Regions from separate parts of the Homo sapiens genome. Here all the other regions are linked to region 1. The links are chromatin loops, found by intact Hi-C in ENCODE. Cell type or tissue: PC-9. All regions are shown on one strand. Links, peaks and the distances in the headings refer to the core of each region. The heading gives the core; the rest is flanking DNA. Region 1 has its middle 33 kb from the start of LYZL4. Region 2 overlaps ACKR2 (atypical chemokine receptor 2). Region 3 holds the start of VIPR1 (vasoactive intestinal peptide receptor 1).

What was found. Hi-C counts contacts between places; a loop is a spot of excess contacts. Peaks named below come from ENCODE experiments on the same cell type or tissue, not always from the same donor. Only the 100,000 strongest peaks of a DNase experiment are listed, where the experiment ranks them.
Region 2: it touches region 1 in a loop (17-fold over the local background); 4 of 110 quality-filtered maps call a loop at or near these places.
Region 3: a loop joins it to region 1, with 5 times the contacts of the local background. A loop is called at or near these places in 5 of 110 quality-filtered maps.

The regions. Positions count from the first base shown.
Region 1 is chr3:42,437,797-42,448,949 of GRCh38, forward strand. No RefSeq gene overlaps it. Among named protein-coding and RNA genes, the nearest start is that of LYZL4, 33 kb to the left of the region's middle. In PC-9, for the core only: CTCF peaks have their summits at 6,204 (motif pointing left) and 6,403; a DNase peak (open chromatin) is centred at 6,235.
Region 2 is chr3:42,829,000-42,836,575 of GRCh38, forward strand. All of the region lies in intron 2 of ACKR2 (atypical chemokine receptor 2), which reads left to right. It overlaps LOC124909373 (a long non-coding RNA gene), which reads right to left. Exons shown (of 2, transcript XR_007095895.1): 2 at 4,732-6,960. Among named protein-coding and RNA genes, the nearest start is that of ACKR2, 23 kb to the left of the region's middle. In PC-9, for the core only: CTCF peaks have their summits at 1,535, 2,448 (motif pointing right) and 2,649; DNase peaks (open chromatin) are centred at 352 and 1,562; H3K4me3 peaks cover 240 bases; H3K27ac peaks cover 1,502 bases.
Region 3 is chr3:42,500,813-42,511,965 of GRCh38, forward strand. VIPR1 (vasoactive intestinal peptide receptor 1) reads left to right here and starts at 1,831. Exons shown (of 13, transcript NM_004624.4): 1 at 1,831-2,001. The coding sequence starts at 1,924. RefSeq lists enhancers at 329-902, 6,545-6,839 and silencers at 1,430-1,529, 1,590-2,089. In PC-9, for the core only: CTCF peaks have their summits at 6,761 (motif pointing left) and 6,975; DNase peaks (open chromatin) are centred at 6,679 and 7,199; H3K4me3 peaks cover 839 bases; H3K27ac peaks cover 2,010 bases.

The sequences.
Region 1 (11,153 bases), core at 4,286-8,285:
CAGCCTGGGCAACATGGCAAAACCTCATCACTACGAAAAAATGCAAAAATCAGCCAGGTGTGGGGGAAGACAGCTGTAGTCCCAGCTACTCAGGGGGCTGAGATGAAAGGATCGCTTGAGCTGAGGAAGCAGAGGTTGCAGTAAGCAGAGAAGGTGCCACTGTACTCCAGCCTGGATGACAGAGCAAAACCCTGTCTCAAAAAAAAAAAAAAAAAAAAAAAAAAAGGCCAGGTGCAGCGGCTCATGCCTGTAATCCCAGCACTTTGGGAGGCTGAGACAGGTGGATCACTTCAGGTCAGGAATTCAAGACCAGGCTGGCCAACATGTGAAACCCCATCTCTACTAAAAATACAAAAATTAGCTGGGTGTGGTGGGAGCCTGTAATCCCAGCTACTTGGGAGGCTGAGGCAGGGGAATCACCTGAACCCAGGAGGTGGAGCTTGCAGTGAGCCAAGATCGCGCCACTATACTCCAGCCTGGGCAACAAGGGCAAAACTCTGTCTCAAAAAAAAAAAAAGTCCAGAGTAGGCAAATCTATAGAGACAGAAAGTAGATTAGTTTAGTGAGCACCTAGGGATTGGGGAACTTGCTGGGGTGATGAGGAGTGACTGATAATGGTAAGGAGGTCAGTGGAGGATGAAGAAAATGTTCTAAAATTAATTGTCATGATGGTTGCACAACTCTATGACTATCCTAAAAACCACTGAATTGTATGGTATATAAATTACATACTAATTTAATTGAGAGAGAGAGAAGCAAGGTACTTCCCAGTCTTTGAGCCATGCAAGCCTGTGTTGAATACCAGCTTCGTCACTTACTGGTCCTGAGGTTTGGGGCATAGAACCTCTCTAAGGCTCTGTGTCCTTATCTATAAACTAGGGATCTACATACCTACTGTGCAGGGTTGTTGAATAAGATCATGTGTGCAAACTGCTTAATAAGTTTATTAGAGCATAGGAAAGACATTTGGCCTTAGATGCTAATAGTAATGCTAATAATAGTGGATGTGTCTTACACACCCCAGAAGGCTTTCCATTCGCCCATTCATTCAATAAATACAAGGCCCACCCTGTGTCTGACACTGCTCAAAGTGCTGGGGATACATCAGTGAACAAGTCAAAGTCTTGCTGGTATGAAACTGACACTCTAGCAGGGGGAGGAATAATTAACAAACAGGCAGATATGGCAAATACCAGATGGGGACAGAGAGCCACCTCCAGGCCTGCTCCTCAAAGCAGCTCACTTTCGTATTGTGCATATTTGGCTTTTAAATAAGGTTTTGTTTGAATCTACAATCCTCAAGGCTTAAACAATGCCTTTCAAAACCTCTGCCCACCCTATTCCCAAGAAATTGCATGCTCCACATTGGAACATACACGGTATCTCAGGCGTAACTGTTCTTTTCTAATTGATCCTAATGATGTAACTTCAAACAGGCCCCCCTCCCAAATCCTACGAAATTGAATTTTCTGTCACCTTCAGTGAAAATTATGCTTCCTAGCAAATGCAATTCCAACTAGTCATCGAGATTCGTGTCACTAATGGGGCCTCATGTCTTTCTGATTCAGTTTGAATCTTTTGAAAATGCCTTGATTAAATTTGGATCTTCCAAAAATGTCAGTGACTTTGATTCAGAAAGTGTGAATTCTCAGCAAGTTTGCCAAGTGTAGGACGCTTCTCTTCATCACACATTCACTTTCTTCAGTGACTAAGGCCTATGTCTTACACAAATGGGTACATTTTTAGCCTGATGGCTGAGGAGGAACACTCGCCAGAATTAGCTGCCCGTGTCCCTCTGTCTCGCTGGTTCACTGTGCCGTGTAGGTAACGTCATGCCCAGGTCTCCTCAGTCTCCTGAACACGTCTGCAGAGACATGTTCTAAGCTTACTGGGCAGATGCTCCATTAGGAAGAGATGCAGGGACATTGCAGCAACATCTGCCAGAAGTTGTGCTTGGCTGGAAGAAAGCACTTCTCAATTTCCAACAGTCCCTGAAGCCTCCTCTCCCTTCTCATCTCAGTCCTGATCACACGGCAGATGGATGGGCTGGGATTCTCTGCTGTGATGCATTTGGCATTGGCTGACAGAGCAGACACAATGGCAGTGCCCTCTGGGAAGCAACATAAAGAGCTGATTGTTGTATTTTCTGACAGATAATAGGGGAGAAAGATGTGAATAAACCAGGTGCACTTGTCCTTTAACAGACTGATAATGGTGACAGAAAACACCCTAGTGGCCATGGAAACAAAGAGTTGGGACAGGAATAAGAATGGAACTGTGGGGAGATTTCAACAAGTCCCTCTGTGTGTTGCTGGAAGATACTTGGAAATGTTTGCTGCATTTCCTCATGCATCCCAGTTCTTCCTCAGCCCCAACAGCAAAGACTTCCAGCAGGGAAGGGTTGATACAGCAGGGATGGGAGAAGAAGGGAGTCAAAATCTTGGCTTGGCTTTTGAATTTGGAAAGTCAACTTTGAGTTGTAAGAACCCAAAGGAAATTTACAGGTAACCTAGAAACTTCCAAGGCCTGAGATATAGATCAGGGCTAGTTTTGCCTGCTTCAGAAGAGAGGAAGTTTCTCAGGGCAGAGGTGGGGAGAGAATGATAAGGGGCAGCAAGAGAGAAAGAAAATAGGAGCTTCCCTGAAAATGGCCCTGCTCCCCAACCCACCCACCTGTCACCAATAGGGGATGAAGAATACAGCAGAGACCTCAGATGGGTGCAGAGTGGGGTGGGGGATCCTAGGGACCATGCCTAGAGCTGCCAGATAAAATGCAATGTTTGGGGCTGGGCAGGGTGGCTCACGCATGTATTCCCAGCAGTTTGGGAGGCTGAGGCAGATGGATCACTTGAGGTCAGGAGCTTGAGACCAGCCTGGCCAACATGGTGAAACGCCCCCTCTACTGAAAATACAAAAATTAGCTGGGCATTGTGGTGCATGCTTGTAATCCCAGCTACTTGGGAAGCTGAGGCAGGAGGATCGCTTGAACCTGGGAGGTGGAGGTTTCAGTTTGCCAAGATTTTGCCACTGCACTCCAGCCTGGGTGACAGAGCAAAACTCCGTCTCAAAAAAAAAAAAAAAAAAGCAATATTTGGGACATACTTACAATAAAAAACTACTTATCGTTTACCTGAAATTCAAATTTAACCGGGTGATATGTATTTTTATTTGCTAAATCTGGCATCCCGATTTGCACCTCCTTTCTAGGGGAAACCTAAAGAGCCTCCTCACCCCAGCAGGTGAGGAAGACAAAGACAAAGAAGCGATGCTGGGGAGAGAAACCATGGGGTGCCTGGCGGAGCCTGCAACAGGAGAAGGAAAAGCTCTGCCTCCGAGGAAGCATGAGACTCCACTTCTGGGTGAGGGCTTAGAAGTCGAAATGAGGAGGACGCAGTTGCCACCTGCAGGGAGCATTCCATGGGCGTCAGAGGGGTGACAGTTTCATCAGACAACACCAGTAGGGATTGATAGGGTCATGCAGACAAGATTGCACATGCATGCACACACACCATGTGCCTCCACACAAAAACAATAAAAGTCCATACTTACTGAGCACTTGCTATCCCAGGAACTGTTCACAGAACTTGATGCTTACTATTTTCTAAGTGCATTATATTCTCTTCTGTCAGCTCTTCTAATCCTTGCAACAGTCCTATGAGGTAGGCATTTTTATCTCCATTTTCCTCATGAGGGAACAGAAGCAAAGAAGTCATGTGAGTATCCCAGACTCACCTAGTTGGCAGGTGGCAAAACTGGAGTGTGAGCCCAGCAGTTTGGTTCCTGAATCTGTACCCTTAAACTTCCGTACTCTGCAATCTGTATCACTTGGGGTTGAGTGTGACCGCAAGTAACCAAAAACCCCAATTCACAGTGGCCAAAACACAGAATTTTATTTTATTTTGTTAAACAACAACAACAAAATTCCAGAGGCAGGCAGGTCAGGACTGTTGTAACAGTTCCATAAAGCTCCTTCTGGAATTCCCTCTGCGTTCACTGCAGGTGACTTTCAAACTTGTGGTCCAAGAGGGCTGCTGGAGCCTCAGCCATTATATATGTGTTCCAAGCAGCAAGAGGGAGGAAGGAGGAAAAAGAGCAGTTCTTTCCCTCTTCTGGAAAGTCACATATGCCATCTCTTAGTGACACAGTCTCATCTTGCTGCAAGAGAAGCTGGAGTAAGTAATCACTTGGCTGATTGGCAGTGTGCCCAGCTACAATCAGGAATAAAAGAAGAAAATGACTGTTGAGAATTGATAACATTCCCTGTTACACAGCCTCTGGAATTTTAAAGTCCCTGGAATTATAGGTCTGTAGTAGATTTTACCGCTGCCCAAATCTCTCCCCCAGCTCACCATGGATGGAGCCAACAAAGTAGGGTGTGCGGCATCTTAAGGTATCTGCAAAGGGCTGAGGAGGCTGGAGGCTGAGATACAGAGAAGTTCCCAGGAATCTGCCCCCAATTCCTCTACCTCCCATTTTGAAGCAAATCACTGTTCTGATTTCTATCACGATAGGTTAGTTTGCATTTTCTAGAGCTTCATATAAATGGGATCATAGAGCATAACCTCTTTTGTGTCTGGGTTCTCTCATTCAGCATTATGTCTGTGAGATTCATTCCTGTGGGGTGCATCAGTCATTCATTTCTTCTTATTGCTGTGAGGTGTATTCCATTACAGGAATACACCATAATTTGTCCATTCATCTGTTGAGGGACACCTAGTGTGTTTCCAGTCTTGAACTATTATGAATAAAATCTCACGAATATTTTTGCACAATACTGGATGCGGATATTGCTTTTCACTGCTGTTGATTAAATGCCTAGGAGGATAATTATAGGACAGATCGACCTAAGTTATAAGGCAAGTAAACACTTAACTTTTTACGTAACTGTCAAGTAATTTTCTGAAGTGGTTGTAGCATTTCACACTCCTCCAGGCGGTCTATGAGTGTTCCAGTTGCTCCACATGGTGAGTTCTCAGAGGAGTCCCAAGGGCTGGCACCATATCCTTACCTGGGCCTTGAGGGCCTGGTCCTGGCTAGGTCAGCACATGGAGCTCCAGCCTGGGAGGCTGTGGCAGCGTCTCCTGCAGGGCAACCACAGCAATGCATGGGCTGAGGGATTCCAGAGCAGGAGCCCGCTGCAGCAGCCTTGTGATGTGAGGGCAGTGCAAGGCAAAGACATTGCCAGTACCATGGAGATGGTGAGCCCACCACAGCGAGTGCTCAGGAGTCTCCTGCCATCATTGGCATCAGCAGTAGTCTGCCAGGAATGCAGGAACACATCAAGATGTGTGAAGGGGGATTAGGCGATGCATTTTGGACACTCAGGATGGGCACCAAAGGGAAGTAATGGCCCCAGAAGAGTGCCAGCAATGCCTCCCTCGCAAATCCCCACATATTCTAAGCAGCCAGGCTGCAGGACTGCTTCTCATTTGGAGTGGAAGTAATTTGCAAGAGTGGTGGGAGCTGTTTCTCCCAGCTGCAGAAAATATTAACGTCTTGTGGAAGACTCTTTCAGCAGAATCTTAGGTCCATGGGTCACGAAGTCTGGAAAGTTGACAAGGCTTTGGGGTGGTGTGATGAAGAAGCATCTCTCTTTGTATTTTTTCTGATTTTGCTGTCTTCCTTCTTCATCAGAAAACACGTACTCTGCCATGGGCTGTAGCTAGTGACAGCAACATGGGAGCCGACCAAAACACCCCCTGGTGTTAGATGTGGTATAGCCAAGCAGTTATACAAGAGAGCTCTGAAGCCGACTTACTGGGTTCAAATCCCAGCTCTGCCTTACATTATCTGCATGATGTTGGACAAGTTGCTGAGCCTCTATGTGCCTCAGTTTCCCCACCTAGAAAATGAGGATAACAGGGTATGTTTTGCAGGCTTTTCTGAGGAATAAATGAATTAATAGATGTAAAGATCTTACAGCAAGCCTAAACCTAAACATAACAAGCCTCAGTAAATTATGATTCTGGAAGATTGAAGCTTAGCTTGAAAGCTGCTACAATGACACAATTAGTTCTGACAACTACACAAATTTATCAGTATAGAGGAAGAATCTCAGGCACAAATCCAGCCCTTTACCCAAGGCCTACAACCACTAAGTGACAAAGCAGTAATTCCCATTTTACTGGGTAGCTCCAAAGCTTGGGCTCCATTCCTCATGCTCCTCTCCTTTTATTACACGGATTGCCTAAAGCCTTAGGAACGTGGCGCCACTGCCACCTACTGGTGATGCTGCCACATGGCCCATGGCTGGGGCTCTCACTGAAGCCAATGGGACAGAGATGGAAAGGGTGTGCTCAGAACAGAGGACTGCCACAGGGCAGCCTGATCAGTGGAATGCGACAGGGTCCCAAAGGCTCTCTGGAAACCTTGTACCCAGAGGGCTTGGATTCTAATCTGAATCTGATCGCGGGATCAATCTCTCCTTCAAATAAAGGCACTTTGAGATCAATGTTGGCCAAGGTTTGTATGTGTTGCTAACACATTGTAAATCAAAAAATATCTGATATAGTTTGGCTCTGTATCCTCACCCAAATCTCATCTCTAACCGTAATCCCCATATGTCAAGGGAGGGACCTAGTGGGAAGCGATTGGATCATGGGAACAGATTTTCCCTGTGCTGTTCTCGTGATAGTGAGTTCTCATGAGATCTAATGGTTTAAAACTGTGGTACTTCCCCCTTCTCTCTCTCTCTCCTGCCACCTTGTGAAGAAGGTGCTTGCTTCTCCTTCTTCTACCATGATTGTAAGTATCTTGAGGCCTCCTCAGCCATGAGGAACTGTAAGTCAATTAAACCTCATTTATTTATGAATTACCCAGTCTCCAGTAGTCCTTTATAGCAGCATGAAAACAAACTAATACAGAAAATTGGTACCGGAAGTAGGGTTGGAGCCCCCACACAAAGCCCTCACTGGGGCACTGCCCAGTGGAACTGTGAGAAGAGGGCCACCGTCCTCCAGACCCCAGAATGGTAGATCCACCAACAGCTTGGACCATGCCCTTGGAAAAGCCACAGGCACTCAAAACCAGCCCGCAAAAGCAGCCACAGGGGCTGTATCCTGCAGAGCCACAGAGGCAAAGCTGTCCAAAACCTTGGGAACCCACCCCTTGCCTCAGCGTGTCCTGGATGTGGAACATGGAGTCAAAGGAGATTATTTTGGAGTGTTAAGATTTAATGAGGCCAGTGCAGTGGCTCACGTCTGTAATCCCAGCACTTTGGGAGGCTGAGGTGGGCAGATCACTTAAGGCCAGGAGTTCAAAACCAGCCTGGCCAACATGGAGACACCGTTTCTACTAAAAATACAAAAATTAGCCGGTGTGGTGGTGCCCACCTGTAATCCCAACTACTCGAGTGGGTGGCTGAGGCATGAGAATCTGGGAGGCAGAGGTTGCAATGAGCCGAGATCATGTTACTGCATTCCAGCTTGGGTGACAGTGTGAGACTGTCTCTCTCTCTCTCTCTCTCTCTCTCTCTCTCACACACACACACACACACACACACACACACACATACACACACAGAGATTTAATGAGTGCCCTACCAGGTTTTAGACTTGCATGGGGTCTGTGGCCCCTAAGTTTTGGCCAATTTATTCCATTTGGAACAGGAACATTTACCCAATGCCTGTACCTCCATTGTATCTTGGAAGTAACTAACTTTGTTTTTATTTTATAGGCTCATAAGCAGAAGGGACTTGCTTTGTCTCAGATGAGACTTCGGACTTGAATGTTTGAGTTAGTGCTGGAATGAGTTAAGACTTTGGGTGACTATTGGGAAGGTATGATTGGTTTTGAAATGTGAGAGGGAGGTAAGACTGGGGAGGGACCATGGGCAGAATGATATGGTTTGGCTCTGTATTCCCACCCAAATCTCATCTCAAATTGTAAGCCTCATGTGTCAGGGGAGGGACCAGGTGATTGGATCACGGGGACAGATTTTCTCCATGCTGTTCTTGTGATAGTGAGTGAGTTCTCACAAGATCTGATTGTTTAAAAGTGTGCTGCCTCCCCCTTCTCCCTCTCTCCTGCCATCTTGTGAAGAAGGTGCCTGCTTCTCCTTTGCCTTCTGCCATGATTGCAAGTTTCCTGAGGCCTCCCCAGCCATGTGGAACTGTGAGTCAATTAAACCTCTTTCATTTATAAATTACCCCGTCTCAGGCAGTTTTTAATAGCAGTGTGAAAATGGACTCATATAGTATCTGAGACAGGTCTCAATCAATTTAGAGGTTTACTTTGCCAAGGTTAAGGACCATGGCCCGTGACACAACCTCAGGAGGTCCTGAGAACCTGTGCCCAAGGTGGTTGGGTTACACTTCGGTTTTATTACATTTTAGGGAGACAGAAGTTACAGGCAAGGCATAAATCAGAACATGGAAAGTATACATTGGTTCAGCCCAGAAAGCCAGACATCTTGAAGCAGGGGGCTTCCAGGTCATAGGTGGATTTGAAGATTTCTTGAGGTTAGATAAGGGAGGTTGTGAAAACCAAGGTTCTTATCATGTAGATGATGCTACCAGGTAGCAGGCTTCAGAGAGAATAGATAGCAAATGTCTCTTATCAGACCTTAAAAGGTGTCAGACTCTGGAAAAGACCTGGTAAGGGAAAGAGATTCTCTACAGAATGCAAATTTCCCCCACAAGAGACTGTTCAGCAGGGCCATTTTAAAACATATCAAAGAAATATATTTTGGGGTAAAATACTTTGCCTACTCTCTGTCATGTGTTACTATACTAGAGTCACATTGGAATGCTGTATCTTACTGCTACAAAGAGTCTGTTTTGCCATTATTAAGATCTCTGTTTTAATGTTAATTCTGGTCAGTTGTGCCTAAATTCCAAAGGGAGGAGGTTATAATGAGGCATGTTCAACCCTACATTCCCATCAAGACCTGAATCAGGGTTTCAGGTTTCTTTGAGATCCCCTTGGCCAAGAAGGGGTCCATTCAGTCCATTGTGGGGCTTAGAATTTTAATTTTGGTTTACAACATCAACGTGTTAGCTATTTACCAGATTACCCAGCTCTTGTGCAAGAGAAAGGTCAAGGAATTGGAACATGGGACAGGTGAGTTTTGATGAGGATGACACAGTTCAGCAGGGCTCAAAGTACAGGGCCTCACCCAGAAGGTCAGCTTTGGATGGGGGCCCTGAGGCGAAAGCCCCTTTTATAATTTTGCCTTTCTCCACGAACTTCCCCACTTGGGTGGAAGAATGGATAAAAACTCTTAATGAGACAGACAAAGCCCTCTGTGCTTTGGGTCTTGCTGATGTGTCCAGCCTCATTCCTCCCAGCCCCACCTCACACTCTAGGACAGTTCAGCACTTTGGGTGGATAGTTGTGACCTGGACTACTTTTTACAAACTCATTTTCTGGGAAATGCCCTTCACCCCCACTACTAAGGCCCCTATAGTACCTACTCCAAAGAACCTTACACATTGTATCCCATGTGAATGGCATCCTATGTGAGTGGCATCCCTGGGTCACAACCCCTTAGACTACAACAGGAATGGTGCCTCTGGGCCTTGTACAACTTGGCAAGATGTCTACTACTACCACTACCATTCACATGAGTGGACATGTGGACCTGGCCTCCAGACCATACATAGATGACAGGTTCAGTGTGAGCTTCAAAATCAAGTGGGCTGATCAGAGTGCTCTCACCCTCGAAATATGAAACTGATGTAAGAGATTCCAAGCTCAGATTGGCTGGAATCTCAAATAAAGGAGGTGTTGGTGGCAGCCCCAAACTGTATGTTGTGAGTGCCCTGGCCAGTACCACCTTTTCAGGGTGGTACACCCATCCCCCAGGTGCTTATTGGCTGCTAACATGTCAAAGCTGCCCCTGCTCTGGAAAATCTCCTACTGCACAGAGCCCACCCCACCCCAAGCCAATAGCCTCAGAGGTACACAAGGGCAGCCCTCAAGGCAGGACAACTCTGCAGCAAATTTACATCCCAAAGGCCCCTCCACCTGGGTCAGGCCACCGTCCTTGCTCAACTCTGCTCCTTCCCTATCCTCCTTCTTCCCTCCATTACAGGCTTCTCCTAAACACACTACCCCAACAGATGACCCAAATCCCTGTTAGGCTCTACCTCTAGGGAATTCACCCAAGGCAGACATATTCTATCACATAAACTAGAAACAAAGGAAGCCAGCCTGTGGGGAGAGAGTGACAAAGTCTCTCTTCTTTTTTATTTTTATTTACTTATTTTTTTTTGACAATTTCTTGCTCTGTCCCCAGGCTGGGCTGCACTGGTGTGATCACAGCTCACTGCAACCTCAACCTCCTGGGCTTAAGCAATACTCCTGCTTCAGCCTCCTTAGTAGCTGGGATCACAGATGCACACCACCAGGCCTGGCTACTTTTTAAATTTTTTATTGTGTAGAGACGAGGACTCACTATGTTGCTCAGGCTGGTCTCAAACTCCTGAACTCAAGGAGATCCTCCCACCTCAGCCTCCCAAAGTGCTGGGATTATAGGCGTGAGCCACCATGCCTGGCTGGGAGTCTCTTCCTGACCAAACTTTAGACAGGCTCCTCTGAGCCCTCTTTTCAACAAGACCTCAACTTTGGCCTTTGAAAAACTGCACACTCTCAGCACAAATACTTTCATCCACCTCCAAGCTATAAGATGTGCAAAAACACTAATATAGTTTCTAATAGCTCAAGACCACATCCATAGGATGACCCTAGACCTCTTAGTGTACTCACCTCAGAAACCTCAATGCTGCCAGAAGAACTTACTGTTTGCTCCAGACAAAACCTAGTAACAGACAGGCCCCTGAACCTCTCCCCACCTCCTCTGAGCAGTTACTTTAGAAAGCTGCTCACAGTTATGAATCCTTTCTCTTCCCCTTTAAAATGTAGATCTTCCACCACCCAGAACTGTCTTCCCAAAGACATGAGAGCCATCTCTTTGAAATGCAAATCTCAGCGCTCTCCCTCTCCCAACTCAGGGGGCACCTGGCTCTAACTTGTACTGCTGTGGCCTGTAGGAGGTACACATGAGATTAACAAACCCAGTCTCTGCTCCAGCCCCTGCTTGTTTCCCCTCTACTCCCTCATTCTCCCTTTAAAATGCCCAGGCGGCCGGGCGCGGTGGCTCACGCCTGTAATCCCAGCACTTTGGGAGGCCGAGGCGGGTGGATCATGAGGTC
Region 2 (7,576 bases), core at 1-4,000, 390 kb after region 1:
GGAGCATCAAGCCATCTGAAATTGGACGGAATTAAAGAGTTAGAAAAGGAACAGAGCAGGTGTCCTGGTATAGAGTGGACTTGAACAGGGTGAAAGAATGGGCGATCTTTGGATGGAGAGAAGGGGAGAAGAAAATGAGGGTGAGTAAAAGGCCACAGAGGTTGGAATGTGTAAGATACACATTTCATCAATGCAAAAATACCAGAAGGTGGCAAACGTGGACTTTGGTAGAGGCATGGCACAGGAAAATTGCTGTTCATAAGTCCACATAGGTGTGTCAGCTTCCAAACAATATTAGCTCACTAGATGCAAATGAATTATCCACATTACTCTGTTCCAGGCAATAGCCCCTATTGAGCTAGTGACAAAGGTAAACCATCTCTGACTCATCAGAAATTCTCTTCCCAAAGAAGTGAAGGGAGAAAATGGGAGTGGTAGGCCAGGAATGAGGGGCAATTCTGGTTGGCCCAGGGTGAGTCACTTTCCCTAATGTTCCTACCAGGAGATCAGGCCATGAGCTCTTGGCTCTGCTGCTCATTCTTGTCACCTTTCCCCCATATTCTAGCTCCCTCGGGTCACTCATCCTATCACTTTTCCGATAGGGCCGTGGAGTTGTACCCTCTCTAATTTTATAGATAGGGACCCTGTGGCCTAAAGAGGATTGGGGCTTGCCCTTCTTCCTATAGCACAGTTGGGACTAGGAGAGGGACCTCTTGACCATCAACCCCTTGCATCTGCACTCTGTCCTCTGCCATGTGACGTAACTCTTTTAGTCTTCATGCCAACTGAGAGGCAAATGAGACACAAAACAGAACATGGGAAAACTTGAAGGGGCTGTACCTTGACTGCAAAGGGCACCGGGGTACATGCGTAGAGGCAAGAAGAGTTTAGGGGCAGCAGGTCATCCTACATGACCCTATTCTCAAAAGAAAATCAGCCCCCATAATCCAGTTTCAGGTCTCATATTCCAAAACCTAAACTCTGAACTAACAAACATTGTGATTCTTTCATAGATGTCTAATATTTACTAAACAAATATTGGGACTTGTTTTCAATACCCTCTTTCAAATACCCCTTATAACAGGGTTCATATTTCTCTTCCTGAATGTTATGAGGCTTCCTCTTTCCTGCCTAACTGTCCCAAGGCCTCTCCTCCTCCAATGACCATGTGGCAATCATAGAGGGGGTCTTAGATAGTATTCCTGTATCAAAGGAAGTATGTCTAAGGAATTGGAGGATGCTGGTCGTTAGCCTCTGATTGATAAGCACTTCTTATTTATTTAATTTTTTTTTAAAATAGAGATGGGGGTTTCACCCTCTTGGTCAGGTTGGTCTTGAACTCCTGGCCTCAAGTTATCTCCCTGCCTCAGCCTCCCAAAGGGCTGGGATTACAGGCATGAGCCACCACGCCCAGCCTTTGATTGATAAACTCTTCTTTCCTCTTCCTTCATTCTGTAATGCAACCCCTAAAAGTGGCAAAATCTTGTTTTAAAATTTTGTCTGTCCCCTCCCCCAAATTTGGCATATTGAAAACAAGATATGGAGCAATAGTGACTCTGAGAGGAGAAGAGGTGTAGTGCAGGACACAAGAAGCTCCCCGCTGGTGAAATCCTGTAATGTGTTTCTTTCAAGTCCCCCTCCCTGCCTTTGTCTCCTGGTGATGAGGTGTAAGTTCTGCCTTTTTTCTTTTCTTTTTTTTTTTATTTTCAGAAAGTCTTTGTTGCTTCAGGCAAGCATCAGAAACTGAATCTGCTGGGGTGTTGGTTGGACTGTGTGGCCTCTCTTTATCCCTCTCTTCCCAGACCCCTCAAAATCAGGTGCATTCTATATCCCCTTAGGCTAGATAGACATTCTATGGATGCTCCGGTCTGCATGAGGAAGGGAACTCCAACCTCCCCCAAGTCAGTTAATTTTAAACATTTTGGTCTTTTTTCTGTATAATTTGGGATTGGTGTACCAGAAATGACTAAAAACCTGTGGTTTTCTGAGAGTGATCCTGGGACTATAATTTTCTGAAATTAAACTTCAGGCAAAAAAAATAAAAAAAAAGAGAAGAAAAGAAAAAGAAAAACAGAAACTCTCATCGTGGCCAGATGGAGCCAGAGATTTGTGAGAAGACGAGGCTTAAAGAGTAAAAGGCTATCAGTGTGCGAGATGGGTTGAAAAACAAAAAATAAAAGGTGAAATCCGAGACTGCCACGCTCACCTAGGAGAAGTTGCAAAACCTCCTTAGTGATGTTGGGAAAATTCTTTTCAGTGAAAAGTCTCTTATGGACCTGTTAAAAATATCCCAAGAGCAAAACAGCAGACCCCCCACCTTTAAAGGAGGTGTACCTTTTGTCACTTAATGCCTGCCTGTTTCAAATCCAACCTTCATTGCTTTGTGACGTTAAAACATTTCTTCTTTGCCAGCTGGCATGATGCTAAACTTTATCAGCAGGGGGCGCTGGAGGGCTAATTTCATTGGCCAATGGCAGTGGTTTCTTGCCCTCCAGCTTCAGTTGCCCAGGATGCTGCTTGCCAGTTTTGACCCATAGTTTCCTGCCTGCTAGCCCCAGCTGCTGAGTGTGGATGAGCTCCATCTAGGGCAACCCAGTTGAACATCTGTGCCATCCAGTAGCTGCAATCGCACCCTCTCAAAGGAGGTCTGCATCCTAGCTTTGGGGCAGGGCTCCCTTCTCTTCCAAATTAGTACTTTTGTAAGTAGTCTCCCTCTGCCTAGGATGTTCTTTAGAGTTCTCTTCAATTCTCTTGTAGTAGTTACTTCTCTTCAAATAGTCAATACATCTTTATATTAAACTTTCCCTGTTCAACTTACTGTGGTTACTGTCTCCTGACTCTCCTTTCATGGACCATGATGCCAAAAATGCAATTACTAGTAGGTGAAAGGTTTGATAGTTTCAAAATCAAGTGAACATAGGGAAATACATGGGCCTTAATATCACTAGAAATTTAAAGAGGCAGAACCAATTTATTCAGCCAGAAATTATGTCTATGAATTTTGTACTTAGAATTGGTATTAAATCATTGTATGGTTTAATGGTAGTGAAATGAAACACAAAACTTTGGAGACTGAGATTTTTGGAAAGATAGAGATGACCCTCCCCTTTCCTCTAGTGGCAACTGCACCAAGAACAGCCTAATACCAGAAAGCCTCCATCTCTTAAGATGTCATGACCCTTAATTGTTAGAAATTCATTGCCATCAGGCTAGGCGTGGTGGCTCATGCCTGTAATCCCAGCACTTTGGGAGGCTGAGGTGGGCAGATCACTTGAGTCCAGGAATTTGAGACCAGCTAGGCCAACACAGTGAGGACCTGTCTCTAATAAAAATACAAAAATTGGCTGGGTATAGTGGTGGGCACCTGTAATCCCAGCTACTCAGGAGGCTGAGGCATAAGAATCACTTGAACTGGGGAGGCAGAGGTTGCAGTGAGCTGAGATTGCGCCACTGCACTCCAGCCTGGGTGACTGGGCAACAGAGCAATACTCTGTCTCAAAAAAAGAATAAAAAAAAAAGAAAGAAAAAGAAAAAGAAAATGTAGTGCTATCAAATTAAGAAAATGCAAAAACCTGCACCAGTTCATCTATCAGATTAGGGCACTCCATCACCGCATACGGAACGCACAGCAATGAAATACTCTAGACCAGTGCTGTCCAATAAAAACAGGTGAGCCACCATATGATCCGTATGTGTCATTTTAATTTTTTTTTTGAGACAGAGTCTCACTGTCGACCAGGCTGGAGTGTAGTGGCATGATCATGGCTCACTGCAGCCTCAACTTCCTAGGCTCAAGCGATTCTCCCACCTTAGCCTCCTGAGTAGCTGGGACTACAGGCACATGCCACCACACCTGGCTAATTTTTCTATTTTTATTTTTTTGAGATAGGGTCTGACTCTGTTGCCCAGGCTGGAGTACAGTGGCACAATCTCAGCTCACTACAACCTCTGCCTCCTGGGCTTAAGTGATCCTCCCACCTCAGCCTCCCGAGTAGCTGGGACTACAGGCATGTGCCACCACACCCAGCTAATTTTTGTGTTTTTTGTAGAGATGAGGTTTCTCCACATTGCCTAGGCTAGTCTTGAACTCCTGGGCTCAAGCGATCTGCCCGCCTTGGCCTCCCAAAGTGCTGGGATTACAGGCATGAGCTACTGTGCTTGGGTTAATTTATAAATTTTTTTGTAGAGATGAGGGCTCACTAAGTTGCCCAGCCTTAAATTTTCTAATAGTCAACATTAAAGCCCTAAAGAGAAACAAGTGAAATTAATTTGAATGATGTATTTATTTAACCCAAAATATAAACAAATTATCTCAAGATGTAATCAACATAACAATGAGATATTTTGTTTATTTTTATTTTTTATTTTTTAAAGTATTTTTTATTTCAATAGGTTTTGGGGGAACAGATAGTGTTTGATTACATGCATAAGTTCTTTAGTGGTGATTTCTGAGATTTTGGTGCACCCATCACCCAAGCAGTGTACACTATACAATTATTAATTATTAATGAGATATTTTACATTCCGTTATTTGTACTGTCTTTGAAATCTGACATGTGCTTTATGCTTGTACTTCTCAGTTCAGACTAGTCACATTTCAGGTGCTTCATGGCCAAATATGGCTAGTGACTACTGTACTGCCCAGTTCTAGAATAGGATTTGACCACACATACTACTTAGTGGGAATGACGATTTGAGAGATCATTTAAAAAAAAAACTGCATTACAAAACCAGACTTCTGTGGCTTTATTGATCATATTAATATTGTATTTTAAGGCCATTTTCTTTTATTGGATACAGATAAACATATTAGTGATTATGTGTGTTTTTTTAGAAACCCAGATTTTCAACCCTGTGTTGAGCAAGTCTTACAAGAGCCATTTTTTCAACAGGATGTGTTCACTTTGTGTCTCTGTGTCACATTTTGGTAATTCATGCAATATTTCAAACATTTTCATTATTTTTATTTTTATTTTTTTTGAGACAGAGTTTCGCTCTTGTTGCCCAGGCTGGAGTGCAGTGGTGCGATCTTGGCTCACCATAACCTCCACCTTCTAGGTTCAAGCAATTCAGCTCAGCCTCCCGAGTAGCTGGGATTACAGGCATGCGCCTCCACGCCCGGCTAATTTTGTATTTTTAGTAGAGATGGGGTTTTGCCATGTTGGTCAGGCTGGTCTCGAACTCCTGACCTCAGGTGATCCACCTGCCTCGGCCTCCCAAAGTACCGGGATTACAGGCGTGAGCCACTGTGCCCAGCCACATTATCATTATTATACCGCTATGGTGATCTGTGATCAATGATCTTTGATGTTACTATGCAATTGTTTTGGGTGTCCATATAAGACGAGAACCTAATGGATAAATGTTGTGTGTTTTCTTTTTTTTCGGTAGGGAAGACAGGGTCTCACTCTGTTGCTTAGACTACAGTACAGTCACACGATCATGCCTCACTGCATCCTTGACATCCTGGGCTCAAGTGATCCACCCACCTCAGCCCCACAAATATGTAGGACTATAGACTCGAGCCACTATGTCTGGGTAATTTTTTTTATTTTAATTTTTTAATTAATTAATTAATTTATTTATTTACTTATTTTGAGATGGAGTCTCACTCTGTCGCCAGGCTGCAGTACAATGGTGTGATCTCGGCTCACTGCAACCTCCACCTCTCGGGTTCAAGTGATTCTTCTGCCTCAGCCTCCTGAGTAGCTGGGACTACAGGTGCGCACCACCATGCCCAGCTAATTTTTTGTATTTTTAGTAGAGATGGGGTTTCACCATGTTGGCCAGGATGGTCTCGATCTCTTGACCTCGTGATCCACCTGCCTTGGCCTCCCAAAGTGCTGGGATTACAGGCATGAGCCACTGTGCCCGGGCAAATTTTTTTTTTATTATTATTTTTTGAGACAGTTTCTCACTCTGCTACCCAGGCTGGAGTGCCAGTGGCCCGATCTCGGCTCACTGCAGCCTCTGCCTCCCAGGTTGAAGTGATCCTCCTGCCTCAGCTTCCCGAGTAGCTGGAACTGCAGGCACGCACCACCACCCTTGGCTAATTTTTGCACTTTTTTGGTAGAGATGGGGTTTTGCCTTGTTGGTCTTGAACTCCTAGGCTCAAGCGATCCACCCAACTCGGTCTCCCAAAGTGCTGGGATTACAAGCATGAGCCAGCACGATCGGCCTGAATTTCTTAATGTTTTCCTTCACTGGGCATTTAGGACCTTGTTAAAGAAGGCCTTTCATCTCCAGAGCCCATGAAGATGCTCTCCCATAGCATCTTCTAGGCTTTAAAACATTCAGAGCTTATTTGCTGTGTGGTGTTGGTGAGGGCTCTAATTTTTCTCCCCGCAACCCAGATAACCAGGGTCACCCAGTTAACAGAGCTTTAGAGTCCACGTTGCTTTCCGTTGCTCACGTCTTCACTGACTGCTCTGTTCATCTGCCTATCTCAGAATCACACCCTTTCTCCAGGACCACTCTCCTTCTGCTGGAAGTACGTTCTTCAGTGAGTTCCTTGAGTCTCACTCTCCTGAGTTTCGTGTTGTGATAAATTCTGTTTCCCATCTGGAAATGCCCTTTACCGTGAGCAGATTCTTGAACAACCATCAATTTCAACTCCTGATTCTAATTTGATGGTGAAGAGTCCCAAGTCACACTCACTGTATCCCATGGCTTCCGGCTCCCACTGTGGCCACTACGAAGTCTACTCTCAGTCTCAGCGTCTGCTCTCTGTAATCTGTGCTTTTTCCTTGGCTGCATTAAAGATCTTCTCTTTGCCTTTGGTGTGCTGCAATTTCATTATGATATGGGTGTGGATTTCTGTGCTTCCTGATTCTGCGTATTCAACCTCCACTGAAATGGGTGACTCGTGGTTCCCAGGTCCCTCCTTCCTCCTTCTGCCCACCCGAGCCTGGGCATCTTACTATGGGGTACAGTTGGGTGAAGGAGCATCATAGAAGCACCCTAGAAGAGATGATTGGTGCATTAGAAGCTGTCTGCCAGGTCTGAGTTGTGTTATGCTTATTCTCTGGGTAGTCTGAGGCAACCCCTGAGAAAGGCAGGTATTACTACAGTCAGAAGAACTGCTCCAGGAATGCATTCCTCCCCAGAAAAATCTCATATCTAAACTGAGAGTAATTCACGTATTATGGAACAATTTTCCAAACATATATATAAATTACAAACCACACCTCTCTCCCACCTCCAAAGTTGTGATGAGATAAAAGCAAAACTGTAGCACCAGCAAAACTAAATAAAACTTTGTAATAAGGCTTTAAGTGCCCTGAATCTCTTCCAAGGATCAAGATGAACCCTAGAGCTGCAATTCCACAATCCACCAGATCCTGGGACTCAGGCCATATCAACATGGTTATCTAGCTGGCATTCCAACCCCAAGAGGTTTCTTACTTGTCTGTTGCTTTCTTATTATCAAGTCCTCACTTAGGTTCTGTGTTCCTTTGCAGCCCAGACCACCCTAGACTCCATACGGCACCTCTATTCCAGCAGTATACCAGGGTCTATTAAAAGAAATCCAGAGAAACAACTCAGATGGAAAGGGCCCTGTGGCGTTCTGTTGACC
Region 3 (11,153 bases), core at 4,455-8,454, 63 kb after region 1:
AAACCCAAGAAAGGCTAGGACAGAGGCATCTCCACAGCTCCCAAATCTAAGGAAAGGCCTGTGTCCAGCCTCACTGATTATATCGGGAAGGAGGTAGAAATTGCAGGGAGTACAGTAGCTCCCCAAGTTCCCCTCATGGCAAGGGGATGCTGCCCATCCACCTCTGTGCCCCCAGTGCACAGCACAGGGCCTGGCACACAGAAAGAGATTAATAAATGTGCATGGAAGAAAGGAGGGAGGGGCTCCATGGTGGCGAGGTTCCCTTTAATGAAGGGAAGGAGGAGAGGGAGGAAAGGGAAAAAGAGCAAGTGCAGGGGATGGAATGCTGGAAGGGAGGAAGAAAGAAGAGAAAGAAGAGAGAGTGGAAAGAAAGTGTAAGTACGCCCTGAAGAAAGGGCCAGGGCACTCATCCCTTCCCGGCTTTCCCCCACTCCCCTCAAGCCCACCCCATGGCAGCATCCCAACGTTCCCTCTCTGTAGGGAGGGAAGCCCTGGTGGGTCCTCAGGGAGCTCCTGCGCGCCTGCTGTTCAGCCAAAGCCTAGCGCGGGACCTCCTTCAGGTAGCCGCACATTCTGCTCAGGGCTCTGGGACCCGCTGCCCTCTCCGCCTCTCCACTGAACTCCGCCTCTCCTTCTGTCACACGGCTCCGCCAGCCACTCTATCCTGCCGCCGCGACCACATCTCCAGCCTCGATTGTGCAGGCTCGAGCCCGTAGAAAGAGGGCTAGCAGCCACCTGCGCTTGGTCCACAAGAAGACGCGCTCCCAGGGCGCAGAGCTGGTGACCCCGCTCCCCATGCCAGGGACGAATAAACGAGAAAAGGGGCTGACCCGGTGTCACCCAGCGGCCGAGCAGCCGCCCCTTGGAAGCTCAGCACCAAAGGCAGGCGGCCAGGGTCCTGGCCCCTCTCTGGACCCCAGTATCCCCAGCTGTAAAATAGGGAATGCAGGAGGAGGACGACGTCTGTGGATCGTTTTAGGTCAGCTGCGGAGTCGGCCTGCGGGCTGGGAGCAGACCTCGCTCCCCACGCGAGGGCGCTGGCACTTCAGCCCAGCCTCCCTGGGGAGGTGCCCTGGACGAGACCCGCGAGGGTGCGGACACCTCATCCTCCCTGGAGCAGGTCTCCCGAGGCTTGAAGGGCCAGGGCACCCAACAGGTGCTGAGCGCGCCCCACCAGGTCACCCGGGAGCAGGGAACACCAAGGAACCCAGAGTCGGGCCTCTTTCGAGCCCTCGCTTCCTCTCGCCTGGCTTCTTCGGCGCGAAGGATGAATTGGGGTTGTTGAAAATTGATCAAACAACCCGATCTCTGTCAGCGCCTGGACACTTGCTGGGCCCCAGCTCGCAGCCTGGGAAGATAAGTGGCACTTCCTGTCTCGTAATCGGATTTGCGCGCACGAACCCTCGGAGACGCACAGGTGGGAAATGGGGAGGCTGGCGGGGAGGCCTCCTGGAGGAGGTGGCTCCGAGGGTAGACATGAGGAGCGCCCTGGGATGGGGCTGAGGGTGGATACAGAGGTGGGAGCTTGCGAAGGTCGTGAGCTAAGCATGGAAGGATGGAATGTGTTCGGGTCTCGAGATTCCCGGGTGATGAGCCCGGAGGGGCGAAGGCCTATAAATGTCTCACGACGGAAGACCAAGGTGTGGGATTGGCAAAGAGAGAGCAGAGCTTCCTCACTGGCAGGGGCTCCCCAGCCCCGCCCCATACCTGCGCGGCGGCCCCGCCTCCACCCATCCATTGGCTAGATCCGCCGCCCGTCAGACGAGCCCCCGGGGCCCGCCCCCAGCCCTGAGCTGCGCCTCTTAGCTCTGGGGCCACAGCGCCAGCGCCACTCTGCCAGGCTCCCGGCCATCGCCCGCCTGGTGCGCCGCCCGCCAGCTCTTTGCCCGCGCGGGGCCGCCCGCCGCGGGCTCAGGGCAGACCATGCGCCCGCCAAGTCCGCTGCCCGCCCGCTGGCTATGCGTGCTGGCAGGCGCCCTCGCCTGGGCCCTTGGGCCGGCGGTGAGTGTTCGCCCGGCCGCCCAGAGTCCCGGCAGCCTGGGGGTTGCGGAGGGCGGGGGAGGTGGGGGATGGCGGGAGCCGGGCCGTCTGTGCGCGTGTCTGTGTAAGAGGAATAGGGGACATCAAGCATCTCGACTCGCCTCCTCCCACCGCTCCAGACCGAACCTAGACGCGAGGGCTGGGATATTGGTCGTGCCCAGTCCCTCCCAGCGCAGCCCGGAGCAGGCACAGCATCAGTGGAGGGGCAGCGGGGAAGAGTGGGCCCCAGACTTGCCTTCCTTGTCGTGGTTGTGGGTGCGCAGCGGGGTGGGGCGGCCAGTGGGTGCAGAGTCAGGTACTGCGGCCGATTGAGATGGAAGGTTTGGTACACCGTAGGTGAGAGGGAGGATGTGAGGGGCCGTTCTTGTGTGCTGTGACCGTCTGGAGGTGCCTGTGGGCTGTCAGCATCAGAACCAGTGCTGGGGGCCCCAGGACTTGAGAAGGGGTTCTTGGGATCAGGTGAGTGACAGGCACATCCCTCCGTGTGCCCTCCCACTGAGCAAAGCAAAAAGGTACCAGACCCCAAGGTGGAAGCTGGTGGGCAGTGAGGGGCTAAGGGTGGTGGTTAACAGGAGGGGCCAGGCCTGTACATGGAGAGAGCTGAGCAGGGAGCCAATGCCAACAAGCAGTGGCCTCCCTCTTCCTCCCACTTCTGCTTCCTCTCAACGTGGGTATGTGTATGCCCTTGATACATGTGTACTCGTGTGCCCCATGTGTGGGTGTGATATGTGTTCCTGTGGATGGCTTACCTGGGCTGGGAGGCAGATGCTGATTGAGGCAGGAGATGCATGGATCATCTCACTCTAGAACAGGGGAGACCTCAGCACTCATTGAGTCTACTGAAGCCCATTTTACAGATGGGCAAAGCGAGGTCCAGAGACACAAGAGCCACATCTGTCTCCCACCAGTTAGACCTAGACAAAGGTTGATTTTCTCCCTACCCCAGACTTTGAGTAATCTAGAGTTGCTGCTTAGGCAGGGCCTTAAATGCCCACTCCAAGTTGGCTGGGGGAGGGTGAGGAATCTTGATTATCTAGTTCATTCTCTCCCATGGTCACTTCCCTTACCATCACCTCCACCAGAGCAGGTATCTCTGTGTTTCCATCTAGCGGATGTCTTGAGCACCCTGGGAATGGGAAGCTCATTGCCTGTCCTAGGAGCGGACCTCTGACAATTGGCAGGAGCCTCACCTCCACCCATGACAGCCATGAGACCCACCTCCTGAGCACTCAAAATCTTACCAAGCTCTGTCCCAGAGGCCACAGCTCTGGCACAACTTGCATGAAGCCTTCAGGCCTCTCCAACCACCATCTGGCCCTCCCAACCCCAGGTTCAAGCCACTCAAACTCTTCTTGGATGAACCGGGGATCTTGGGACCACTGTTGTCACCCCATTCCTCCATCCCGAGAAGCTTCTGAGCCCAGGGGCAGAGTGGATTCAGAGAGGTCTCCTTTCACACCAGGCCACTTCTACTTCACACTTCCTGAGACAGCCCAAATCTGTCTCCTCCCTCCAATGCCTACCCTCCCCCTGTCTTTCCACATCTTATTCGTTTAGTGCCCAACTCTATCTCCTCCTCCAGACAGCCTTCCCTGATTGCTCCAGCCAACTCAACCCTTCCCCCTCTAACCCCACCCTTCAGCCCTACCCACCTCCCAGGCTGGGCTATTCTGGCCATCCTATAAGGTCAGGGGCTGGGGTCTCTTACATCCCCATGTTTCTTACAGCCCAGTGCAGGGGCTGGGTCCACAGAGAGAGGAGAAGGGACTCAACCAGGACTGGGTGAGGGCAGGCTGGAGTGAGGGGTCCCTATTTCCCTCCCTGATTCTCCCTCCTCCCCACCAGCTACCAATCGCTCCCTCATGGAATGGGGCAAACCTGCTCTAGCCGGACTCGGTGTGACGGCGGGGTGGGGGGGCGGGGTGACAGGAGTTATCAGAGTCATAAAATGGCAGCTGCAAAGTTCAAGTTGAAGGCCCAAGGCCTTATCACTCCTGTTTATGGTGCCCTGACTTCAGCCTGGGAAGGAGAAATCTCTGAAAAGGGAGGCAAAAAAAAAAAAAAAAAAAAAAAAGGAAAGAAAACCTCCAGTGTCTCAGAGGAGGAAGTCTGCCCCAAGGCCACCTGTCAAGCCTTCCACTGCCCCTGCCCCCCGGACAGCAGGCACAGGGACTCCTCATCCAGAAGCAGAGCTGCTCAGGGCAATGCCCAGTACGAGGCTGGGGGAGGAGGGTCACAGGCCTCCTCGTGGGAAATTCTCTATCTGGTGTGGGAGACCAGACCCAGTGACTTAGGAGAAAGAGTCCAGGTGGATGTGGGGTACAGCCTCCTAGAACTGGGGCAGGGGTTGCTGAGAGGAACAGTCAGGGGAGGCTCCTGGAAGAAGCAGGACTGTGCCCTAAAGAGTTTGACCAGATGGGCCAATCTTTCACCCTAAACCATAAAACAGCCTCTGTTGACAGGACCAATGGGCCTGCCCCCAGAAGGAGGAGTCCCAGGGACTGGGAGAGGCTCGACTTCTCCCCAACTCTGAGGTTGATCAGTGGCCACAAGCTCCTGAAGGCCTTGCCTTGCCACCGGCATCCTGCTGCCCCTGCCACCTGCCTCTAGCCTCTCCAGAGGCGGACCACAGCTGCCCAGGCCCTCTTGGCCCCCAGCAGGCCACCCTGTGAGCTTTGGGAAACATGGCTGCATCTGGGTCAGGCCTCCTCCTCAAGTGAGGTTACCACCTCAGTTAGGCCTGGCCAGGGCTCCCAGGGTACCATGCTGGAAAAGCGAGCCCTTTTGGAAGTTTCTACCCTCCTGTCCTGGTGCACTAAGACTATGCCTTCTCTGAGGTTTGTGGGACATCCTTGGGGAGCCCAGGCTGGAAACAGGAGAGCTGGTCCTCACTCCACTCCATGGCAATGGCTTGACCTTGGGAACATCTTTAACTTTTGTGGAAGGGCCTCGGGTTCCTCACCACAAAAGGGAAGGTGAGAGGCCTCCGCCCAGTGTGCAGGAGAAGTGGGAGGAGAGGGTTAGGCTGGAGCCAACTCTGCCTCCTGAGTGGGACATAATCTACCCCTGGAGCACCAGGGTCTCTGTGAAAGGGGGTTTGTCTTTCAAGCAGGACTTCTGTGAGCTTTGAAGGAGGTAAAGGTTGTGAAGGTGGCTATGTGAACTGTGTGACTGTCATCCCTTCTCCTACGTCCCCAGCTTGGGAGCCCTGTGCAAACTTATACAGCTATTTCTGGCCCCCATCTTCCCACAGGTTCCCAGGGCAGCAGGAGTCCTGGGGAATGGGGGACGTTTCCTCATTAGGTGGCCAAAACATTTTGGGGGTAAGGCTCCAGGCCTAGGTAGGCAATGGGGCCTCTCAGAGCAGATGGGCCTTCACAACGTGGGCAGCCTCAGTGGAAATCCAACATGGGCCATGAGACCAGGGTAGGGGCTCTAACCTGCCACGTGCCACAACTCTGCCATTGCTGGGCCCTTCACTGTGGCTCCTTTGGCCATGGAGCAGGGAATGGGGCCTGGGGACTATGTAAAGCCTAGTCCCTTTCTTAAATCCTTCTGTTCAACCCCCAGATTCTGCCTTCCCCTCTCTGACTTCTTAACACAAAATGATTTTTATTGTACCCATTGAAAATGTCAGTATGTACTCTCTCACATAACTTAGAAGTATTTCCTTTTTTTCTTTTTTTTCTTTTTGAGATGGAGTCTTGCTCTGTCACCCAGGCTGGAGTGTGGTGGTGTGATCTTGGCTCACTGCAACCTCCAGCTTCCAGGTTTAAGCGATTCTTCTGGCTCAGCCTCCCTAGGAGCTGAGATTACAGGCTCCCGCCACCATGCCTGGCTAAATTTTGTATTTTTAGTAGAGACAGGGTTTCGCCATGTTGGCCAGGCTGCTCTTGAACTCCTGGCTTCAGGTGATCCACCTGCCTCAGCCTCCCAAAGTGCTTGGAATTACAAGCATGAGTCACCACGCCTGGCCCCTTAGAAGTATTTCTGAAGAAGAAAAAAACAGTTTAATCTCTCCACCACGTGTATAGTGTTTTAAATTTTTACTTTTTTTGTGAAAATTTTTAAACAAGCAGAGACAACATTATAATGAACGTGCAAATACCCAATTCCGAGGTTTGACAATTGTTAACATCTAACAATTAATATATGCTTCATTTGCTTTTGGGCTGAAGTATTTTAAAGTAAATTATAAACCTCCTGACCTTTTACCCCAAATCATTTCAGAATGCATCTCTAAAACCAAAGGACACTCTTCTATATAACTATGATACTGTCATTACACACCTAACAAAATTGACAGGAATTGCTTAATATCTAATATTCAAATATCCCCAGCCGGAATGTAATGAAGTGCCACAGGATGAGTGGTGATATTATCCAGGGCTTGGTCTTCTCGCAGGAGTTTCATGTCTGTGTCTGACGGGACTGTCCAGCGAGCTGGCAGGGAGAAAGCAGGGTGCCTTGGCAGTGAGCCTCAGGCTAGCCTCCACTGGGAGGACCCAGTCTTTTCGTGCAGCCCCTCTCATGCGGCCCATTATCTCTCAGGAAGTGCCTCCTACTACCTAACTTCAAAACAAGTTCTTCCTGCACAGCAGGTCACCAGAGGAGGGGGAAGAGGCCACCAACCAATCTCCATGTACTAAGGACTCATAGCCTTGTGGCTGCCTGTGCTGGAGTCCAGCCCTCTGCAGGTGGCTCCAACACCAACGTCACCCACAGGCACTGTGTTTATAAGCTGAGTCCTGCAAACTCCAGTTCCCTAGGTGTGGCCAGGATCGTGAACAAGCAGCAGAGGATTTAAACTAAATGCTTAGCCTGTGTTCCTCTGCAAATAAAGGCTTCATGCCCCCAAAAGAAACCTTCCAAGAAGAACCCTTAGATGGGAACAAGCTAAGTGTCTGTGCTTGGGTTCTGCTAATTATGAGAGCCCTTGTCCTGATATCACTCTGAGATGTGGAAAGTTCTTCTTACCCAAAGCACAATCCTGTATCCTTATGTCTCCCCCTCTTCCTCCCCATCCCCATCAACACTCACACAGCAGTTCTCATTCTCTTCTTCTACCAGAGCTCAGCCTTCCCCAAGAGGAAGTGAGGCTGGCAAAAAAAAAAAAAAAAAAGAATTTGCAGCGGGGAGGCTTTGGGCTGTTGGCTAAGGGATGTAAAAATACAAGGAAGAGAAATCAGTACGGGGCGAAGGTAACTGGCAGACTTGAGACCTCTGGTGGGTACGGCTGGCACTTGTCAGTGGGTAGGACCTTCAGCCTACCTGGGGTTATGCAAGGCACTACGGCTGTGGCTAGGCTTGGATGTGGACAGCAGGGGCAGCCTGGCATGAGGACTGGACTAGAGCTTTGGCAGTCGCTGCTAACCCCCCTGGTGCCTGGCTGGTGTCTTTTACATGTGACCCTCAACCCCAATTCTAGAAGTAGGTGGTATTGTTATTGTCCCCATTTTATAGATGAAGTTGAGTAAATTGCCCAAGTCATCCAGCCAGGAAGCAGCAGACAGTCTCATTCTGGAACCTGTGGTCTGAACTAGGCTCTGCCACCTCGTGAAGAGGGGCTACTACTTCCAGGGTGGGCGACGGCGTGTCACATGCTGCGCTGGGACTTTAGATATTTTTAAAATTAGTAAAATATAGAAATCTGAATTGACAGCTCAGTGAATTGTCACATATGTGTACACCTGTGTCACCACTGCCCAGGTCAAACTATTATACATTCCCATCACCCTAGCAGGCTGCCCTGCAATGAGGGGAAGTCTTATTTTGATTTCCTTTAGTGCTCTCTGCAAAGCTGGGAGCATGTTTCTCCTTTCTTTTGTGACTCCTGGATCCCATGATCCAACTTATGTCCTTTACCCACTCCTTTTCTGCCCTTCCTCCTCCCACCTTTTCTCTCCTCTCTCCCCTCTTGCCTCCCAACTACAAGGGCTGCACGTTCTCGCCCACTCACGTGCAAAAGCCAGCAAGGATGGGAAGGTGAGCTGCTGTCCTGTGTGCCTGTGATCACACTGCTTTCTCTCTGGCTCCTCCATTCCCCCTGTGTCTCTTTTTTACCCCATGATTTCAGCAGGGGGCTGGCAGAGTAGAGTAAATAAGTCGTGAGATATGAGATGGTTTCTGTAAAGGGCTAGGGTCATGTGGGAGAGGGTAAATGAAACCACTCCTGAGCCCCCTGTCCTCTACTCCCCATTCCCCTGCCTCCATTAACAGTTGCAGGCTGGAAAAAAATAAAATAGCCCTCTTGACAAACCTCAGAAGCACAAATCATCCATGGAGGCTCTGCATGCTTGGCAATTTGCAGACAGTTCTTTCTCCTGCCTCACCTTATCCAGCCTGCTGCATTCTGTGCTCCTCTCAGAGACCAGCTTCTCCTCGGAGGGACTCATGCTTCCTGCTGTGCTACTTGGCTCCTCCTGCCCTAGTTCTCTGGCCCCAGATGATGAGGCTGGGGCTTCTGATTCGAGGCAGTAGCTGTGGTCTCAGGCTTCCCTTGAGGGGATTGAACATGGCCTACGAACCTGAGCATGGCCCACCCTGTCTTTCAGAGCCCCTTGCATCTAACAGCTACAACTCCCAGCATCTTCACCCATACCCCCATCACCACACCTAGCCTTTGCTCCAGATCTCAGAGAACCCCACATGGACAGGAAAAAGCAGGGCTTTCTCTCTAGCCCCTCACCAATTCCTATGCTTGACTGAGCTCCAAAAAGTAAGCTTAAAGGCAGCCTGACCCTGCCGTTGAGCTGAGGCTAGAGAGTTTTGGTCCAGGCTGGGCTCTCAGCACCTTCTTTGGGGCAGGAGTTCCTAAGCCCAGAAGGGACCCAGGCTGAAGAAGACTGAAGAAGTCCACAGCATCTTCTCCATCCTGGTCTTCTTCTGTCCTCTGCCATGGGGCTAGCGGGATGTGGGAGGTGAATGACAGGGAGTTGGCAGGAGAATCCTGAGTCTAGTTGGAGACAGGGACTAACCAAGTCTTGTTCATTCCACCTGCCCCCTCCTCTCTGTGCCCTCTCTTTATACCCACTGTCCTGCCCAGGCTTCATCAGTTCCTGCCTGGACTGGTGCAGTAGCTTTCAGCCCCACCACCTGCAACCTGAGGGATCTTTGTAAAATGTGTATCCCCCATCCTCAGTCTCCTGCTTCAAGTCTCTGTTGGCCCCCATGGCCTAGGAGTGAAAGCTCACACTTGAAAACTGGCATTCCAGGCCCTTCCCAATCCTACCCCAGTCTACATCTCTCAACTTGTCTCCTGATGCCCCCAGAACTCCTTGCTGCAGCTACACCAGGCTTCTCACAGCCTTGCATGTATTAGGCATTTTCATGCCTCCATGCCTGTGCACACGCTGCTCTACTTTCTGGGGTGCTCTTACTCCACTTCTAATTGTCTAACTTGCACATCCTCCATGACCTACCTCTACAGAATGAGTACAGCATACCCATTCTGTAGGAAGCCCAGACTCCAGCTATATCCCACCCTGGAACACTTCCCTGACATCAGTAGACTTGGCTATATTCAGCCAGGGAATTTTTCAACTCTCTCTGTGTTCCTGAAGTCCAGAGGGATAATGAGGATGTTTAGAATAGGGAAATAAATAAGTGGGAGAGGAAGTCCAAAGTCTGCCTGAATTCCTTAGTGATAAGGACTAGAGGGAGCTGCCCTGGCCCGGTCCCTCAAAGGGCAATGGTTGACCAGAGGGTCCAAGGCGAGGCTGTGTTGAAGGATTGATGCAGTCCAGACCAGCGGTCAGAGACTTAGGTCCCATCTGGGAATGCGCATTTGCTGGGTGACCTCAGGTCCCTCTTTGGGTCTCCATTTCCTCTACCCCTCCCCAGATAGGGCTCAACACTAAACTAAATTGTGACAAAGAGAGAGCTCATCTTCCAGACCACACCCACTGTTTCATAAACACCACAGGCTTCGGTACCCACCCCTCCTTTCTCTCCAAACTGCCTCTAAGGAAGGGCTGTGTGTCTGTGCTGCTGAGGGGGCAGAGTTGGCTGGAGAAGTTGACCCAACACTCTTCTACCCTCAGAGAGTCGCAAGCAGAAGCTGCCAGAAATCCTAGGCGCCCATGGTGATTGGGAAACAAATATTTCTTGGCAAACTATATGGCCACAGTCCTGGCTTAAGAAGGCCCAGAAAGTGAGGGCGTCCATTATCTTGTCCTCAGAGGGCAAGGCTGGACACTTTTGTTTACAGCGACCAACAGAAAACTCAACTGATCCAAGCCATAAAGGAAAGGCATCAGCTCATGTTGCTAGCAGTAGAGCTGGTTTCAGGCATGGCTGCATTCACAGACCCAGACAATATTAAGAGAACCTGATTTTTCTCCATCTCTCTATTCTGCCTTCAGCTGTATAGTTTTTATCCGTGTGTTCCACTTGTCAACAAGAAGACAGCAGAAGCTTGAGCCCTTGCTTCCTTTAAGGTTTCCAGTCCAGTGGGGAAAAACCAAATTCACTTTCTTAATCACTTAATCCAAAGTCCCAGGAGTGAGCCTCCTGGCTCTGAGTAGCCTGACTCAGGCCATGTGTCAGGCACTGTGGCCAGGAATGCTCTGATGGACTTAAGCCTTGGTCACATGTCAATCCCCTGGAAGAGGGTTCATCAGAACTCCATGAACTAGAGGTAGGGAAGGAGGTTGTTTCCCAGACACAGATGAGGACATGGCACCAGAAGAGAGTAAAGGATGGTGGAAGGCAGAAACAAGAGATATCTGCTACCATCCATCCTGTTTTGACGTTACAGTGTTATGAGAGATAAGAATGGACAGGAGAATCAGGAGACGCTGGGAAGGGGCCAGAAAGCAGAAAGAACCCTGTTGCTGGTGGGAGATGGGGTTGGGATGGTACCTTGGTGAGAAATGTGCTCCAAGACAGGCAAGACAGACCAATGATGGGACACAAGGCAGGGTAGCCAGTACCCAGATTCCTCTTCCAGAAGCCACCTCTGAGATCTTCCTGGCCACTATTCCCCCTATACTTGAGGATGAAACAGCCACAAATCCCTTGAGACAGAGTGTCTTGAGCATTTCAGCCTGAGTAACCCTTATGGGAAGGAGAGAAAGCACATGACCCCAAAGAGGAACCACAGACAGTTTCCT